Regions from separate parts of the Mus musculus genome. Here region 2 is linked to region 1. Evidence: chromatin loops called from intact Hi-C (ENCODE). Cell type or tissue: gastrocnemius. All regions are shown on one strand. Each heading gives the region's core, and the rest is flanking DNA. Links, peaks and the distances in the headings are about the cores only. Region 1 has its middle 17 kb from the start of Sipa1l3. Region 2 overlaps Sipa1l3 (signal-induced proliferation-associated 1 like 3).

Region 1 (2,807 bases), core at 275-2,774:
AAAAAAAAACAAAAAAAAAAAAACAAAGCAAACCAAACAATCTCAATGATGAGCTGTGATATCTCAAAATGTAAATATGTTTCTGTTTCAGTTTACAATTTAATTAAAAGTATGAGACACCAACAACGGCAGGCAGTCATTTGTGGCATGGATTGTTATAACTAAAGGTTGGAAACTGCCCAATGTCTATTAACAAGCCAAATACACTGGCAGAAGGTCTGTAATTTACCGGGAAATTCACTAGGGAAGTGGAGGCAGGAGGACTGGGAGTTCCTTGGCTGCACTGCAAGGCTGATGCTTGCCTAGGCTACATGAGATAGCCCCTCCCCCCATACACACAGGACCAATAGTTATTAATAGGAATTTGGGTGAAGGGTCAGGCATATACTCTGCAACTGGCAACTGTTATAAAATGAAGTATAGCTCTATATATTAATATGAGCTCATCTCTAGATAGAGTGAGAATGTATGTATACTGTGTACAGACATATGTAGAATATGTATTATACTCCGATATGCACAGGACACCTTTAGAGGGATACAGAAAGGATAGAACCAGGTCAGTGTTATGAAGAGGAAACAGGACAGGTAGCCAGCTGTGAGATGGTGACGCTTTGCTCCTATGGCCCTTGGTATCCCAATAGTCTTTCCATGTTCGTCTTAAAAGCTAAGGGGGGATAAGAGCTAACTCACATAGTACCTTCGGAAGAACTAAATGGGGTCTAGGGAGATAGCTCAGAGGTCAAGAGCACATACTCTTGGACCTCTGACATGGGACCAGTCTCCTGAACCCATGTTAAACAGTTCACAAATACCTGTAATTCAGGTTCCAGGGGATCTGACACCCTCTACCGGCCACCTTCCAGGGCACCTGCACTCATGTGCACATGCCCCCTCCCAACACATACACAGAATTAAAAAAGAAAGAAAGAAAACAGTATTATGTAAAATGCCTGGTCAGTTCTCTGTGGCCGGTGCTATTTATATTTGTGACTAGGTGCTACTATTCCCAGTTATCTGAGCTACCTCGTCTATTCACTGGAAACTAGCCCACCATATTAAAGTATGTTTGTCAGCCATAACGAAAGTTAAAGTGCATTCTAGCCTATTGAATCTGCCCAAAGTCCAAGAGTCATGCTCTCAGAAGACCACGTGGACAAGTTTCAGCTCCATAGCTGTAATGCCATTCAAAGAACAGAATAAGCCAAGGTGGCCTCTCTAGTTTATAGGCAGTGAATGAGGCCCTTCTGGTCCCAGCTGGACTACCTGCACGCCTGTCCCCAAATGTGAGGCCTGCCTGGAAGGCAAGGCCTTCTAATTCATTCAGGGTCTGCCAGCAAAGCACAGGATGCATACCCTCCCCCTTTTGGGTGCTCGCTCCTTGTTAAGTACACTCACAGCAGCCAGCTCCCCGAAAGACTGAGGCAGGAGGACCACCTGAGTGTGCACACATACCAGCAAGCACACCATGGGATTTAAGTTTGAAACAGTTAAAGACTGAAGAAGAAAAAAATGTAATAACCTATCACTCCAATTGTCCCATTGTTAACTTTGTGACCGTTTGTTGATGTCTCCTTTGCCTGCTAAACTGTAAAGTCTAGGAAGCAAGAAGTCTGTTATCTCATATGCTGTTAGATTCTATGAAGCCAAGGAGTGCCCAGAGGCATGCAGTGTGGTGGAGTAGACTGCCCCCTGCAGGCAGGTCTCTCATAAGGCAGGGCTCATAGGCCACCTGCTTTTCCTCAGATACAGTCTGTGTATTGGATCTAAGGAAAATTAAAAGAAACAAACAAACAACCTGCCCCCCCCACACACACACACAAACACAGAGACCTGGGTTTTCTCTGCAGACATCAGGAAAATAGCATATCTTAGTCTCATAATCACTCTGACTACAGACTGAGTGCTACCAATAAATCATTTCTGAGTTATCAAGCTGTCAGTCACTACCATTGGAACCAAGTCCTCCAGAACTCATTCCAGACTCATTCTTAGGGATCAGCCTTGAGTCTAAGGATGAAGTTGGGAAGGGCTTAGGGGAGGGGTTTTCTCTGGTTCATCCTGATGAATGAGCTCAAGGAAGGACTGACAGAAAACACAAACCTTAGTGAAGACTCATTTGTGTTCCCTCCACCCCCAAATCCCAGCAGTGATAACCCAAAGGATCCCAACTGTGAATTTTGTAGGCTGGTGAAGAAAAGGGGGGACTCAATGGGTATACTGAGAACAATAGGAGCTACTGGCAGGGACTGCAAAATTTCCACACATGATATCATCTCTGGTTCTGGGGAGTAAGGAGGACCGAGTGAGGTAAATTGTGGGTCTGATGAGCAGTAGTGAGCTAGCAGAGCCTCCCTATCTCTGATACAGGTGAGTTCAGAACTGTGCATTGGCTCTTACATCTTGATTTGAGGGTTGGGGATAGGGTCAGTCACATAATAGTCCTGGCTGGCATGCCCCTTTCTGTTTAACCCAGGATAGCCTCGACCCCAATCATTATCTGGTTCTCCTGCCTCAGCCACCCAAGAACTGGAACTGCAGGTAGTCTTGAACACACGTCCTTCCTTCTCCGAACAGATTCCCACTCACTCTACATAAATGTCCTGCCTGCGGCTTCCTCTCTGCAGACACAGGGCTTAGCCACACTGGAGGGGAGATTCTGCTGACTCTGCTTCTAAAGGCCCATGCCGTTTCTCACAGCAAACTCCAACAGCTTTCTAAGCAAATGGCCCTCCATGCTAGTGTGCAAGAGATCAGTTAGAGAGCTTGTTAAAAGCCAGGTTATCACTGGGTCTTATATAGGAGTT
Region 2 (2,807 bases), core at 297-2,796, 140 kb before region 1:
GGGCAATGACTGATGGTGCTGGTCCCCGGCAGCCACTGGACAATGCGTCCCACACAGCAGCTCACATCAGTTGCATGCTGTTCAAACTATTAAAAACTGCCAGCTCCAGCAAGACCAAGGCTACCAGTGTACATGGGCAAGGGCCCTCACTCCCCCACTTCCACTGCAACCATTCCCTAGACAGCCTTCTGCTTGATTTGATGGCGACTGCAATGGGTGCAGACTCAAGGTGACTCAGTGCAGGCACTAGCAAACTGTCCCAAATGCCTGTCCTTGGAGGACAATGGGGAGCTGTCATCTATCTGGAACGCAAAGACCTCGGAGACTGCTGAGTGGAAGCCCCTAGGCTCTACAGCAGAGGCTCTAGCCAGCCAGCACCTGTGCTGACACGTGGAATACTACATGGCCTAGAGACGTAGAAGCAGCCCTCGGGGTGAAGACGGCCGAGCAGGGGGCCGATGCAGCTGCACGCCCACCCTCCTGGAGTCTTTGGATTTTACACCATGTTCAAACAATGGGAAGCAGTACACCTGCTCCAGTCCCCACAGTCGGGGCCTGGGTTGCTGGGTCAGTGTTTCAGAGGATCCAGCTCTATCCTGCTCCTAGTCTCCAATGGCTTCCTCTTCATCTTCTGGGGACAGCCACTAACGTGGGGAAGCCCTGCTGTTGCAGAGGGTAAGGAACTGGCTTGAGACCTGGGTTACCTGTCTGTGTGGAAACCAAAACCCTCAATCCAACATGCCTATCACCCCGACATTCATTCAGGAGGGTTTAGAGTTGGAAGACAGCCTGGGCTACAGAGTGACACTCTGTCCCCTCCTCAACAATACCTACAAGCAGGGCCCCCATGTAGGTGGTCCCTGGGGTCTGCTTCTAGGTTATCACCCCTGTAGCTCTCTGTTCTCACCGGGCCAGGCACTGAGCTCCCAGGGGCACCTGACTGCAGCCAGGCCAGAGGGCCTGCCTCCACAGAGTTTCTGCTCACGCCCCAGTGAGGTGTGGCTGCTTGCTTTCTCTCTTGCCCTCACTGAGGCAGGGTCTCCAGCAGTTCAGCTGGCCTTAAACTTGATAGACGGCCGAGAATGACCTTGAACTTCTGATTCCCCTGCCTCCCCCTTCCAAACACCGGAATTATAGGAATGCACCACTGTGCTTGGTTTATGTTACACTGGGCACCAAACTGAGGGCTCTGTGCATGCTAGGCCAGCTTTCTGTGAACTGAGCTACAACCCCAGCCCGATATCGATGTGTTTCCCTCTATAGCTGGGAAGACGTTAAACTGAGTGCCGCCAGAAGATGAAGCTCCCTTCAGGCTCAACGCCCGGCTGAGCCTTCCTGTGAGGTGCCCAAGAGCCCGCACAGACGAGCATATCTTCCTGTGAGCCAGGATGAGGCCGTTTCCCATTACTCAGAAAGTTCCAAAAATATAGGCCCTGATGGGAAGCAGGGGGCCAGGATGTGAGGTGAGGTGGGATCTGTGACTAGGTACAACCTCCTCAGCCTCTCAGGGCCTGGCTGTGGTGGCCGGGATGCTGGCAGCCGTACCTATAGCAGACATTCTCAGTGCAGGGGTTGTGGACTCGGACGATGATGAAGACGTGCTGGAAGTGCGAGCGGATGTTCTTAGGGGTGAAAGGTAAGGCGCCGGGCTCCTGGAAGATGATCGTCACGATGTCATTCCCTATGTGCCTCTTCCTCAGCAGCTGGAAGCAGAGAGGGAGGAGGGAAGGGTCACAGGTCAGCTCTAAGAATCCTACCCAGACTGCCTTGCTGGCTTCCCATGCCCACTACCAGCAGAGGGCGCATGTGAGCGCCGGAGTCAGGCCTAGTCCCTGGAAGCTCAGAGCCCTTCTGGCTCCTTCTCACTCCAGAGGAATGGACAAAGCCAAGAAGGCCCCACATGGGACCCCCCAGCCTCTGACACAGCCTGTTCTCCTCCCACACCTGCCCGGATGCTCTTCAAGCATTCCAGGAAAGCCTTCCTCTTGCAAACAGTGGGAATGGCTGTCCCTGCTGCTCCTTCCTCCTTGGAGGGATTTCTGTCACCCACAGCAAATCTGAGATCTGTCCTGCCCCAGCATGCCTTTCTTTGCCTTTTCCTATTCCTTATCTGATATTTATGCCCACATTTTGCACACAGAGGCTCTCCCTCCCTGTTCCTCATTTATCTCTTCCCATTCAGGTTGTCAGTGATGAGAAAATGGGACATTGTTTTGACTGTTGCCTGTATCAGTCCCTTAGTTCCTAGCAAAGATCTTGATAAACTGGAGTGCTTGGCAAATCATATTTACTGCAGGAGGACCCATGTGGGAGACCTTGGACCTGCGCAGGCCATATGGACAATGGCAGAATCTGACCAGGATGCACAGGTAGGGCCCATGCTAGGAGGCTCTCTCTCCTGCACTCCTGGGAGCCATGCCCCCTGCTTCCATCTCCAGAATGGGTGTCTTCATGGTATCTTCTTTATTCGACAAGACTACAACTGACATCCCCCACACCTTTTGTTCTTTTCTGGAGGGCAGGGAAGACAGGTCTCACACAGCCCAGGCTAGGACCCAGACTCAGTAAACAGCTCAGCATGATCTCTTACTTTTTTTTTTTTTTTAATTCATTATATGTAAGTACACTGTAGTTGTCTTCAGGCACTCCAGAAGAGGGAGTCAGATCTCGTTACGGATGGTTGTGAGCCACCATGTGGTTGCTGGGATTTGAACTCCAGACCTTTGGAAGAGCAGTCGGGTGCTCTTACCCACTGAGCCATCTCACCAGCCCGATCTCTTACTCTTGATCCAACAAAGGGAGCTGGT

What was found. Hi-C counts contacts between places; a loop is a spot of excess contacts. Peaks named below come from ENCODE experiments on the same cell type or tissue, not always from the same donor. Only the 100,000 strongest peaks of a DNase experiment are listed, where the experiment ranks them.
Region 2: it touches region 1 in a loop (12-fold over the local background); 41 of 42 quality-filtered maps call a loop at or near these places.

Annotation. Positions count from the first base shown.
Region 1 is chr7:29,520,715-29,523,521 of GRCm38, forward strand. It overlaps 4932431P20Rik. Among named protein-coding and RNA genes, the nearest start is that of Sipa1l3, 17 kb to the left of the region's middle. In gastrocnemius, for the core only: a CTCF peak has its summit at 1,697 (motif pointing left); DNase peaks (open chromatin) are centred at 285, 1,361 and 1,688; H3K27ac peaks cover 470 bases.
Region 2 is chr7:29,381,651-29,384,457 of GRCm38, forward strand. It overlaps Sipa1l3 (signal-induced proliferation-associated 1 like 3), which reads right to left. Exons shown (of 23, transcript NM_001081028.1): 9 at 1,546-1,703. Among named protein-coding and RNA genes, the nearest start is that of Dpf1, 75 kb to the left of the region's middle. In gastrocnemius, for the core only: a CTCF peak has its summit at 1,785 (motif pointing right); a DNase peak (open chromatin) is centred at 1,810.